3 separate regions of the Homo sapiens genome follow, and all the other regions are linked to region 3. A link is a contact called in ENCODE Hi-C data. All regions are on one chromosome and are shown on one strand. Each heading gives the region's core, a stretch centred on a gene start or an enhancer-like site at or near the end of the contact. The rest is flanking DNA. Distances are from core to core; before and after follow the strand shown.

The links. A loop is a pair of places that touch in the nucleus more often than their neighbours do. Pooled maps may share reads with other maps.
Region 1: a loop to region 3 is called in a pooled map, with 6 times the contacts of the local background. The contact joins the enhancer-like site here to the promoter of CCSER1 in region 3. A Hi-C loop is called at or near these places in 13 of 37 single-sample maps with no recorded cell type and 4 of 50 pooled maps.
Region 2: a map with no recorded cell type shows a loop between it and region 3 (9-fold over the local background). The contact joins the promoter of MMRN1 here to the promoter of CCSER1 in region 3. A Hi-C loop is called at or near these places in 2 of 37 single-sample maps with no recorded cell type and 1 of 50 pooled maps.

Annotation. Positions count from the first base shown.
Region 1 is chr4:89,927,997-89,932,452 of GRCh38, forward strand. The region is part of intron 5 of MMRN1 (multimerin 1); the gene reads left to right. Among named protein-coding and RNA genes, the nearest start is that of MMRN1, 35 kb to the left of the region's middle. Within about 2 kb of position 1,820, at least 3 of the 41 ENCODE cell types and tissues checked have a DNase peak (open chromatin) inside an H3K27ac peak, as active enhancers do.
Region 2 is chr4:89,892,083-89,896,472 of GRCh38, forward strand. It overlaps MMRN1 (multimerin 1), which reads left to right and starts at 2,772. Exons shown (of 8, transcript NM_007351.3): 1 at 2,772-3,512. The coding sequence starts at 2,890.
Region 3 is chr4:90,125,818-90,130,406 of GRCh38, forward strand. CCSER1 (coiled-coil serine rich protein 1) reads left to right here and starts at 1,577. Exons shown (of 11, transcript NM_001145065.2): 1 at 1,577-2,014. RefSeq lists silencers at 2,135-2,334, 2,445-2,694.

The DNA of each region.
Region 1 (4,456 bases), core at 570-3,069, 200 kb before region 3:
TTCAGTAACACAGAAAGCAAATGATTCATTTTTCTTTTCTTACATCACTTTGGGATCTTTGCTTTAGTTTGGGTGGTATGGAAACCTAAGAAAGATTTTTTTTAATGAGATATAAATTCACTAAAATTCTGAAATAATTTGAAATATCTACATTTTATTATATATACTGAAGTCTTTGACTGAATATTCCATTTGGTTGATAAACATGATGTCTCTAACTATAGCCTAACATATTCATTTTTAGTTAAAGTGAGTCATATTAATTTACTTCCATTGTGTTATCTACTTCAAGAATAAAAACGCAGTTAGGGGATCAAGATAGCTAGTTGCATGGTTGTCTCAATACTATTGATGGAGACATTGAGGATAAATCTGAAGTGCATTATTATCCCCCAAATTTTCTAGGTTATGGTGTAAAATCTATTAAATATATCCTAAAACATTCCAGCTATTATTAATATTAAAGAATAATAATTTATATATGTGAATAGGCTTTGCCTGAATTTTGTGCTCTTCAAACAGTGGGCTTAAAAGCAGGCTATGTTTCTTTCTGGAGGATCAACAGGATAATCCATTTCCTGCTAATCCAAGATGCTGGCAGAATTCATTTTCTTGCAGTTGTAGGACTGAGGTCTCTGTTTTCTTGATGTCTGTAAACTGAGGCCCATTCCCAGCTTCTAGAAGCCACTGCATTTCTTGACTCATCATCCTCCATCTTTAAAGCCAGCTACATTGTGTTGAGTTCTCCCTGCATCTTTCTGACTATGTAACTCCGTTGGACCTACCTGGATAATCAGAAAAATCTCTCTATCTCAAGGTGCTTAACTTTAATCACAGTTGCCAAGTCCCTTTTGCCATGTAAGGTACATATTCATGGATACAGGGAATTAGCATATGGACACCTTGGGGGAAAGGGGTGTGTATTATTCTGCCTACCACAGAGATTTATGTATAGTGAGTAATTGTTATGATAGTGTTATACACAGGATACAATGGGACCACTTGACACTTGCAACAAATCCAATCTAAGGGGACCAGGGAAAGCGTCTAGAAAGAGAAACCATCTCAATTGATGTTAACCATGCAGAAAGGTTTCGGGTAGGGCAAGGATGTTCTAGGCATGCAGTTAGTTTGATTCCTGGGAGCGTCCCAGTCGGGTTTATTGTATGAAACTTGTCTGTTTGCAAGTTTCAGGATTACTGTTTTTTTTCCTTTTGCTTTATTCATTAAAAAACTCAGTGTACAACCCAATTTTTATCATTCACAAGTTATCTTTTCTCTATTGATTTAAAAAAGATAAATAGGTGGATATTTAATATATCATCTACCAGTATGGATGCTTACATAGCTCAACAACAATTATGTTTTTTAATCATATAAATAATTGCTGCTACTCAACCACTAAAAGAAAGACCCTGTCCTACATATCTGGTATGGCCCAACCTTACCAATGCTGAGCATGAGAAGGAAACATTTTTCCCCCCTGAAGTGACAGCATGAGAAAGAAGTCAAATAGAAACAGTATGTAATTGACTATAACCATCTGAATGAGATTTGTTTAGCAAGATTTGGTTCTCATGACCTAACAGAATTAGCCTGTCAACTGTTTTTTTGTGACCTACCAGCCTACTACAAAGATTCTGGCACTGACACAGGAGAAAAATCACACACTCACAGCAACAGCATTAATAATGAAACTCCCTCCGCAATAGGAGGAATTAATTGTGTACTGAGCACAGTCATTAATTATAAGAACCAGAGGGCTTGTAGTTAATGAATATTCTTACAGGAAACAAAAACTAAACCCACCTCCAAGGTGCTGTGCTTGCCTAGCGAAACCACAGCTTCCTCCCTAGTTTACTTTACATCCAAGGTGAAAAACACTGCGTAATCTGACAGTAGCCATAGAAACTGTTGAAAATCAAATGTCTCAACTCCGTAAGAGGAGGTGGATACCTTAAGAGGTACCTAAATGTTATTAAAAGGCCATACATTCACAATTACAGAAGGTGAATGCTAAGGTATCTGATATCAAATATATCTGGTAAGTCACCAAATGTAATATGCTTCTAAGAAAGTGGAAGCATATGAGTCACAGGAAACAGAAACAAACAGAATTAAAATGATGTGCCCACTCAACTATTAACATAAAGCACTTTGACATGTTCTTGGGAAATCAGATTCTTGTACAGATGCTTGTTTAGTAACAAATTGTAGAAATGTTACCTGAAAAGCTTCTGATCCCAAAACACATTTTTAAGCTAATAATATGTTTAATATCTTTTCAGACATTGCTGTGATTTTGCACTTTCTTCAAAGTATTTTTCCATAAAAGTGTTAAAGTGTAACAGCTAAAGTAATTTACATTACTCATTTTCATTGTTTTTTCTCCCAATTATGTTGATCAAGATTTTGTGCTGAGTTTTTGCTTATTGTTTTTCTTATTAGGACTTTTAGGCATGTAGTTTTTTGTTTGCTGAAGTTAAACATTTATTGTCATTGTCCACAACTAATAAATTCAATAAAGCCTAAATTTTATTGTACCTTTCAATCTTGAAAAACTGTAAGATTATAAATTTAAAGAAGGTCGAATCTGAACCTTAAATATTTTATTATATTTCATCAAGCTTTTGATGTCATGAGAATTAGAGTCATTTTTAACTAATGGGAAATGACTAAATGTTCTTATAGAAAGAGTAATATTAATATTACTATTGAATAGTACCTTACACTCAATGATACTTACATATTCTTTTTTGTAAGACCAGAAATCGAATTTTCTAAATTTTACTTACTCTATATAGCATATAGAATGTATTTCATCAATATTTATTGAATAAATGGGTGACTGGTTAAATGCTAAGCAAAATGTAGAAGATAAAAATGCTTTAAAGCCTTTCTGGTGTGATTATCCATGTTATTTGATACAAAAGCTAGGACTATTTCTGTATAATTTATCTTAATTGTGGCTAGTTAGTCTTTTCTAATTCATTTAGCCTTTCCTTAGTACTTTAAGGCTGTGTGTCATATTGATTACTATTCTATATTTCATGTTTTGTTTTCTTTTTTCCATTACATACAAATTGATCTTTGGACTTTTAAACTTACTTTAGTTTCCACTAAGTTTATAAAAAGTAAAATAAAATATCTTTCCCATTTTATTTTCATCTGGCAACATGGATCTTTAGGGTGCAGGATTTCCAGAGAAATGTTTATCCATCTAAATTTTCATATTTACAGCTTCGTTTTTGTACAAAATTGTCAATATCAAGATGCTCAAACAATACATCATTCTATTTTTAATAATCACTCTTTCACATATTTTTATGTAAGTCCCTCATGTATGTTAAAAACTTACTTACAAAATGGAGACATGTGGAGCCTATTTTTTTAATCCTAGGATGATCTTTCTTTAATAGACTACATAGTAGCTATAATTGATGGCAATATCCCATTGTACAGACTTTCCTGTCTAAAATGCTTTGCATTGTATTGTGTGTATTTTACATTATAGTCATTGATTATTGTGTTAGTCCATTTTCATATTGCTATTAAAAAAACCTGAGACAGGGTAATTTATATAGAAAAAGAGGTTTGATGGACTCACAGTTCCACATGGCTGGGGAGGCCTCACAATCAAGGCAGAAGATGAAGAAGGAGCAAAGCCACGTCTTACATGGTGGCAGGCAAGAGAGCATGTGCAGGGGAACTGCCCTTTATAAAACCATCAGATCTTGTGAGACTTATTCACTATCATGAGAACAGCATGGGAAAAATCCCTCCCCATGATTCAATTTATCTCCCACTGGGTCCCTCCCACAATGCATGGGTATTATGGAAGCTACAATTCAAAATGAGATTTGGGTCAGGACAATGCCAAACCATATTATTTCACCCCGGCCCCTTCCAAATCTCATGTCCTCACATTTCAAAACCAATCATGCCTTCCCAACAGTCCCCCAAAGTCTTCATTCATTTCAGCATTAACTCAAGAGTCCACAGTCTGAAATCTCATCTGAGACAAGGCAAGTCCCTTCTGTCTATGAACCTGTAAAATCAAAAGCAAATTAGTTACTTCCTAGATATAATGCAGGCACAGGAATTGGGTAAATACAGCCATTCCAAATGGGAGACATTGGCCATAACAAAGGGGCTACGGGCCTCACGCAAGTCCGAAATCCAGTGGAGCAGTCAAATATTAAAGCTCCGAAGTGATCTCCTTTGACTCCATATCTCACATCCAGGTCACACTGATGCAAGAGGTGGGTCCCCATGGTGGTGGGCAGCTCCATCCCTGTGGCTTTGCAGGGTACAGCCTCTCTTCCAGCTGCTTCCATGGGCTGATTTTGAAGGTCTGTGGCTTTTTCTCATGCACAGTGCAAGCTGTCAGTGAATCTACCATTCTGGGGTCTGCAGGAGAGTAGCCCTCTTCTCACAGCTCCACTAGGCAGTGCCC
Region 2 (4,390 bases), core at 1,522-4,021, 230 kb before region 3:
AAAAGAACCAAACCCATTATCTCATCACCTACAGACAACCCATGTTGCAGTATATAGTGAATCCTATGTTTATGATACAATGAAAAATGACATAAAAATCTCCTGATAACTCATAATATAATAAATTTCATGATTTTTATCTTATAAAATATTCATGGTGAACAAATGGCAAGATGGTAAAACATAATTTAATATGAACAACCAAGTGGGAAATGGGAGGTATAGCAAAATGACAGGGTCCAGTTATACAAAACTGATGATATAGTTTAATCCAACAATAGTATTTTAGTATCTAGTATCTAGTATAATAGTATCTAGAAGAATGAGTAAACTGAGTACTCTTCAGCCAGTCATCTCAGCAATATTATTTTTCTTAATTGTTATTTAATGAGTATTAATTAGTCTCAGAAAGAAGAATTTGAGACAAGGTCTCTGACAATTTCTGGAGTATTTTATACCTCTAATTAAGGGCTGATCCATATACCCAAAATCACTAAATGAGCTTGAGATTCTCTGGGGAGTTAAAGTGCAAGATGGCTTAGTAGATCAATAGTGAGATACAGAACCTTTAGCCTTTTGATTTCAGGGTCCCTTGTAAGCTAGGATAGGGGTGAGCAAAAGTCATTATTGGTCAATACCTTATAAGTGGTTAAATGAATTGCTTAGCTTTGTTCAGTTTTTATTATCATTGGATAACTATTTGTTATCAGTTATAGATCCAATGGGTGACATTTTACCACTAAAGTTCACTTGCCAGACCAGGTTTGAACAGTCTTTCAAACTGTAGAAGAAAACAAAAAATCAGTGAATGTCATTATTTTGGCAGTTTTGTAAATCTTCAAGACAGTCCATTCATCTATTTTTACTAAAGCTAGGAAAATTGGTGTAAAATTGAATATAAATAGGAACATTTTTCCTAAATTTTATGAAATTACTGCTCTTCCATAAGCCAAAGCTAGTTTCTTCTGTGTTTTCCAGATAAAGACACTGTAAAGCCTTTTTCTTTCTACTGAAAACCATGTTTGTATTGTGACAGTTGTGCAGTTTCATTGCTCTTTTGCTCTTTTTAGTAACTAATCGTTTCCTGGATTGTCTCTGCTGGACCTTTTTGCTCCTTTACTAAGGCAAGGTTTGTGGATTGTTCTGTGGTATATCTGAGAAACGGATGCTTTTTACTCCATATCAGAGTCGATTGGGGTTGCTGATGATTGTCTTAGTTTAAATAAATACTCTCTAGTAGGTCAACAATACACTTACGGAAATAAATGGCAAAGATTGAGGGAAGAAAAAAATATTAATCCCAAGTAGTTAGTAGCTCAAGGAAGAATTAGGCCTTATTTCAAATCCTGGTGCACTGTGTCCAGGAATAAGGACTAGAGAAAATATCTACAATAAAACATAACCAAGCAGGCATTAGATTTCCAATTCTCTAATTTTGAAAGACGGAACTTAATAATCTAATAACAAAAAATAAAATCTAATAATAGTTTAACAATCAATGACTGAATATTTAGCAAGAGCATAATGCCTGGCACAGAAGTTGACAGAAAAATGGGTTACACATGGATTTAGCTTCCAAATAACATAACAGACATTTAGCAAATTGACAGCAAAGAATATTTTTGTTTTCCTTATAATCCTAGCACATAAGAGAGTGCTTTGCACAGAATGAGGGGTTATGTAACTACTGAATTCATGAATACATAAATAAATGAATGAGTGAATGAATGAATGAACTATTATAACTTAGTTTGTATATCTATTTAAACAGACTGATATGAAATTTTATAGATAAGAGGTTAATTGAAATCTGAGGATCAGAGATTTGCTGGAGAAATTAAATGATAAATCTCATGAAACATCTCTACCAGAAAAAAACCCATAGAAAACTCAGATAAATCTGGTTCTCTGCTACCTACAACTGGCATAATTTTGTCCTACAGTAAATGTATAAAAGCATTCTATATGATCCCATTTTAATTTATTTTTATGTGACTCCATTTTTTCTTCATCTATCCCTTACTAGTAAAATATTGGTTACCCCCAACCATCAGACAATCGTGATTGGAAAATAAAGGAAGTAAAATTCTGATTATTTATTCCATTAGTGGGTATCTCTGGTAGAAGTTCCAGGAGCAAAATTTAAAGTGACTTCCTGGTATACCTGTCTAATTCAATTACTTATGCTTTCCTTTTCTGTTATTACTTATAATCATTGAGATTAAGTAATGATACAGCTGAAGTGTATTTATAAAAATAGAAAGATATACATGTATGTAGATAGATGTTTTATAATTCAGAGTATATGTACTATATGAAAGGATAGAGACACTGTAAACAAGCTTTTGATTATGTGTATGCATGTGGATATACACTTGAACAAAATGCAGCTTTCTGGATAGAGCACAGCAGATAAGTATCATAAAAACTTTTCTCAGTGTCTTTATGTAGTAGAACAAAATGTTAAAACTGTATTCAGCCTATATCAACAAAATTTTGCACTCTCTATCGTGAACCTGAAATTTCTCTTTGAAATCAGTGAAACGTGAAACCAGGGTGTGCTCAGGAAAAGAAAGTTACTTCATATTTTTTCATGGGTTTTCCTGATAATAATTGCCTGTGCTTTCCCATTTACCCTTAGCTTTGTCAGAGACCCTTCAGCACTTCCATAGAGCCATCCCACTAGAGGTCACAGATCACAAAAACCCTACAGAAACAGGAAACCGAACTTCCTGAGTACGCTACAAAACACAGAAACCTGTTTCCTCTACACATCTCAAACTGGCAAAACTCAGTCTTAGCAGATTCAGTGTGGAAGCAGCTATCAAAAAGGCCATAAGGATTTTGTCCCCAAATTTCACATGAGCTACCTTGCTTCAAACTACTGAGATGAAGGGGGCAAGATTATTTGTCCTTCTTTCTAGTTTATGGAGTGGGGGCATTGGGCTTAACAACAGTAAGCATTCTTGGACTATACCTGAGGATGGGAACTCTCAGAAGACTATGCCTTCTGCTTCAGTTCCTCCAAATAAAATACAAAGTTTGCAAATACTGCCAACCACTCGGGTCATGTCGGCGGAGATAGCTACAACTCCAGAGGCAAGAACTTCTGAAGACAGTCTTCTTAAATCAACACTGCCTCCCTCAGAAACAAGTGCACCTGCTGAGGGTGTGAGAAATCAAACTCTCACATCCACAGAGAAAGCAGAAGGAGTGGTCAAGTTACAGAATCTTACCCTCCCAACCAACGCTAGCATCAAGTTCAATCCTGGAGCAGAATCAGTGGTCCTTTCCAATTCTACACTGAAATTTCTTCAGAGCTTTGCCAGAAAGTCAAATGAACAAGCAACTTCTCTAAACACAGTTGGAGGCACTGGAGGCATTGGAGGCGTTGGAGGCACTGGAGGCGTGGGAAATCGAGCCCCACGGGAAACATACCTCAGCCGGGGTGACAGCAGTTCCAGCCAAAGAACTGACTACCAAAAATCAAATTTCGAAACAACTAGAGGAAAGTAAGAAATCTTCTTTTCTTTTTGTTCTTTCTCTGTCTATCAGGTCTAGAAGATTGCAAGTGAAATTTACCTCACTCCCAGAAAATTATTTCAAATTCAAGATGAAATTGGATCATATTTATAATTTCACCATTTCAGTTAGATAAAGTTATTGTTAATTTATCTAATAGGGAAAAATGAAGAAATAAAATGCAGCAATTTTGTTTTAACTGAAATAATCATTCACTTTTCTACTCACTTATAGAGGTAGTTTTACTTAGAATAGTCATTGCCAAGCAAACTAGCACCACGGTGGCTGTTAGTTTAATTCAAGGATATGTTGATTGTGTTCCCAACCATATTCACAATATGAAAGACAAAAATAAACAAATAAATAAAATTGGGGCTTGAACAGATGTGAAAATTGGAATAGCAGTATTATAAAAAGTAACAGTTGTCAAAGATCGAAACAAGCACACCAGGGGTGCAATCCTGGCTTCAGTATGGTCTAGTTCCATGATTTTGAGCAACTCAGTTGATGTCTGTGAACCTCAGTTTCTTCATATGGAAACTACAGATTTAATACAAGGAATGTCAATAAAAATAAAACTTTGCAGGGTTCTCGTTCAGATAAAAATGAATGAAAAGTGCTTAGATGCATGCTCCTCACAGAATAGGTGCTCAACAACTCAAATTTTGCTAGTACCATGATTATTTTGAGTTGTGTTGCCATCATGAATATGATGAATCAGAAAACTTATTTTTCAAATTAATTTTAATTTAAAGTTAGAGCAATTTGAGTGGTTGAAATAAAATAAAACAAATTTAAAGGAGTGTTGTTAAAGAGGGTTTTCAAAAGAAGTGATAGTCAAATCAAAATAAACAAAGAAAAAATATCT
Region 3 (4,589 bases), core at 327-2,826:
CACTCCTTAATATCACTTCTTTGTTAGGTCTTGATCACATGCTTAAATCATTTTTAATGTTTGCTAAACTCTGTATGAGAGATTGAAGAATTACGAGACAGGAACATCAATGTGAAAGGGTAAAATATGTGGAGAATATATAAGGTGCCAGCATATGACAAAACCCTAAAGATGTACGATGGTCACAAGCCATGGAAGAAGATAGGACAACTGAATTGTCAACCTTGCCGCCTCCTCCGTAGCCTCCTAAATCTTATCTTCCTTTTGTCTAATTTATGAAAAATGTTTCCTATAATTGTCTCCCAAAAGCAGAGTTGTCCCCATGCTGTAATATACATTGACCACTCAGATTCATTTAAAAAATACATCTTGCTTTTATTCCCAATATAACCACATTTCAGAAGTTAGATCATAGCCAGTTAGATTACACAGAGCGTGCGCACGCGCACGCGCACACACAAACACACCTTGAAAAAACTGTAGATCACTTGATTTCTGGAAGTTTTTCTCAATACCTCAGTGCACCTGATCACAACATCTTGTAATCTGGGCAGAAGGTAAGGGAGGTGATGTTAGGCGTACAAACTTAATATTGGGGATGCATTTTCTACCTAGAAATGGTCCTACATTCTACCAGAATGGGTTAAAAACAGATGCGCGCGCGCACACACACACACACACACACACAGAATTAAATGCACTACATTTGCTGTATTGCCTGCTAAAGGCATAAATATACTGGAGTGGAGATAAAGAAGGGGATGGATGGGAAAGAGTTCAGTACTTAGTGTAAACCTGAAAGGAAATGAGGCAGTGCAAGGGGAGAGAGGATCAGGGGAAAATAAATTATGTAGGCAACAGAACCATGCATCAAAAGTCTTTTCGATTTCTAAACTGGCAAATTTTCTCCAGGGGACCATCAGTCAAATGATGTCAAATTGAGCTGATTCTCTTGTAATGCCTGTATTGTGTAGGGCCTTCCTTGTAGGAACACAAGTTCCACTCTCGGACACAGTCGCAGTGCTTGCATTATCTTACAGAATTGATTGCTGCAAATGGTTCCTGGGAGGTGTGACCTGCTTAAAGGAAAGAAGCTAGGTTTCTTTTCTTGTTACTGAGGAATGAAGACACTTGTCAGGATGTGAATTGTGTGGGTGAGAAGGAAAAGCGGCGAAAGAATCTGGTAATTCCTTCCCTTACAGGAGGAAGAGAAAAAAGATAACATCGGAACCTTGGAGAGGAGAAATACAGTGCATTTATTTCCAGCATCCCCGCAGTCACTTCACGTCTCTTCAGACTTCCCCTATTCTTTAGTCTTGACCTGCCTATGCACTTGAACTCCACATAAGCACTAGGATGGACTGGGGGAAAAGGCCAGGTCAGCACGGTGGGATACTGCTTCCCCTAAAATGAAAACTCAGCAGCGGGCCAGCAGTGGGTGTGCGCGCGTCGATGCCAGAGGATGCGTGCGTGGAATCCGGCGGACGCAGTGGGCCGGGCACCGCCCTCCAAGCCGCCCCGCCCAGCCCACCACACTCCTCCTTGTATAAAGGCCGCGCTTGGGCCCGCCCTCCTCACAGCCCCGGAGCGCGGCCTGCCGGGGAGGTGGATCTCGCGCTCCCCACACAGTCACACTCCGCGCACTCACACACTTGGAAGCGCCTCCCCACGTCCCTCCCCTGCCCTCCTCTTGCTCTGCTCTTCTCTCCCTCACCACAAATAGTCGCCGACCTACTGCCAATCCGCCTCTCCTCTCTCTCTCTCTCTGTCTCAACATGACTGACTGGGAAGCGGTGGCTCGGGCAGAGCAGCTCCGCTGGCGCAGGCAGGAGGAGCAGGAGGATTATTAAATAACGCAGCTGGACTCTGTGCAACTGGGAGTGGAGAGGAGCCCAACAGCCGAGAAGGGGAGGGAGGGCAGAGGAGGGGGACCAGGAAGGACACCCCCGTGCCCCGAAGACATAAATCCCTGAGTGCCCGGGAGGAGCCTTAACAAGCGCACGGAGCCCTCAAGGTAGTAACGCCCCTGGTGCCTCAGCGCTCAGCGGGTCGCGCGTCGCGTCGCCGCTTTGCGGGGCCGGCCGCAGGCGGACGCGGGGATGACCGCTCGGCAGGTGACCGCGCCGTGTCGGGGCCGCCTGCGAGCAGCGCGCGCCCAGGCCCGGCGTGCTCGGCGCAGAGACCTGGCCTTGCGGGCGGGGTGGGAAGGAGGCGGGCGGGCTCGCTCACCACCGGCCCGCGACTCCCAGTGCGCCGCGTGGCCATTTCCTCCACGCTGCTGCGTGGTTTGCTGCCTGCGGCCGCGGCGGCCGCTCCAGGGCGATGCGGAGCGCTGGCCAAGGCGGCGAGAGTTGGCGCAGGCTTCGGGTCGCTCCCCTTCCTCGCCACTCGCGTCCCGCAGGTAGAGGCGACCGGTCAGCGCTGGCGCCCCGGGCTGCGGGTGCTGAGGCGGGGACGGCGGCGAAGAGGGGGAAGGGGAGGAGGGGGCGGGGAGCCAGGGGCTCCCGGAGGAACCGCAGTGCGGGGCCGGGACCACCTCTTGCCTCCGCCTGCTTGTCCTCTGGCGCCAGTTTCCTGGATTGGAAGCAAGACCCTGCCCAGAGGCAGCAGTAACGGCAGCGACTTAGATTGAACCACTTGCTTTGTGGTGGAGCGTCAAGGGCCCCAGGTTGTGTGCGTGTGTGTGTGTGTGTGTGTGTGCGCGCGCGCGCGCGCTCTGGACTAACCAGTGGGTTGGTTCACCTGAGCAGAAAGTCAGCCGTAAGCTGAAACCGCATGTGGCCCCCTGGCCCCTTCGACTTTTGGCTTGTGTCCCAGGGACTCGTACACACGGTGCCAGCAAGGGGTAAGGGTGACGGAGGGATTTGTGAATGGTGCTTCTGCGTGCGTGGAGGCTGAGCCTTGCTGATGTAAAGGAGGAGGTATCCAGAGTGAGAAGAAAGGCTATTTATGGCAAAGAGTTGTGAAATTTCTTGGGGTTTCCTTTTAGTGTATCCTGAACTGCTCTCTTTCTCTCTCTCTCTCTCTCCTCTCCCTGCCTCAGAATTAGAAGCAATTATGCTTCCCCTTCCTCTCGTGGGACATGGAATATGAAATGAAGTAAAAAAAAAACTCATATTTTTACAGGTAGAAAAAAATACTTCTTAGAAGTTACAGATTCTTTGCCCTTTAATGTTTTTATGTCCTCTTCTCCACCCCTCTTACCTTTTCAGGCAGTCAGTAGGACTTACAAGTCAGAAAATACCTACTTGGTTTCAACAGCTTTCATTTCTGAAATCTTTACAGTTGAATACCTTCCTATTGAAATGTAACACACATCCTCCCTTCTCTGCCCCTCAAGGACTATTAAAAATAATGTGTACACGTTTAAAGTAAAGCTGGTTTTATTAACAGCCTTAGGGAAAACGGATAAGAGGACACCTAGGTGGGGGTCAGTTATCACTGGTTCCTTCAAAACTGGTTATTAAGGGAAGACCTAAAATACTGGTAATCTAGGCTATAATATAATTTGTCTTGGTTTCTCTTTCTGTTTGCTTTATAACAGGTACATGTTCCAGATACGTAACTTGAAACTTAAAGATGCCTTGGGACAGTGCCTGTCACGGTGCTTATAAAATGAATGTTTTCTCTTAAAAGTAGCAACCTGTACTTTTATAGAACTGTGACTGGGTTTAGTAGTAGGACAGTATCCTTAATATTGCAAACTGAAATGTCTCTAAAAGCCTGCCAAGACAATGTTTTTCAAATATTGAAATTCCATGTTGTAACCACACTTTCAATAGTTTCACAGAGAAAAAAGAGAAGTTGGTCAACCTATTGTCAGAGTGATTTGTCTTCATTTAAATTAATTAGTTATTTTGATCAAAACAAACCAACTGTTGTTTGTATTGTTTTATTGCTTTCCTAAACAGTCCTGTTCTTTGAAAAACAAAGCAGAGTTAAGGATTTGATATTTTGATTTTGTTAGATTTATATTACTTTGAAATACATTTTCAACACGGAAGCATGTGCAGCTTTAAATATTAGGTTAGAACTCAGATGGAGAACCCCATTCGGAGGGTTATTACCTCAACTATCCCAAACTATTTGAACATAGATATAATAGGGAATTAAAAAATGTAATTGATGAACTGTATTATTGCAATCATTAAAAGTCCTATTTATGAGTATTTTGTTTTTTGACAGTTAAGAGAATCAGCAACTGTTTATTATTTTAAAGATACATTATTTATACCATAGAATGTTAATTTAGATAAAACAAAGTAGAAAATGAAAAATTTGTTATATTTTTACAGTAATAGTTATTCAACCCTTTATTGCATTTTATTACTCATCATAATGCTCATAATAAAGGGCCTAACGTTTGCAAAGTACTACTGTCTAGGCATTGGGGAGGAACGGGAGATTCCTTGTTCCCTGTCTTTCAGGAACTTACTTGCCATGTGGGAGGAATCTGATGCTCATGCTTGAGCGTAGAGTTAACAACCCGTAACAATAAGAGATTACATGTCTAATGAGTACTACAGGAGTTCAGAACATGACAATAACATTTCATACTGGATTTTGTTTGAGAATGCTTCGGGGGTGGG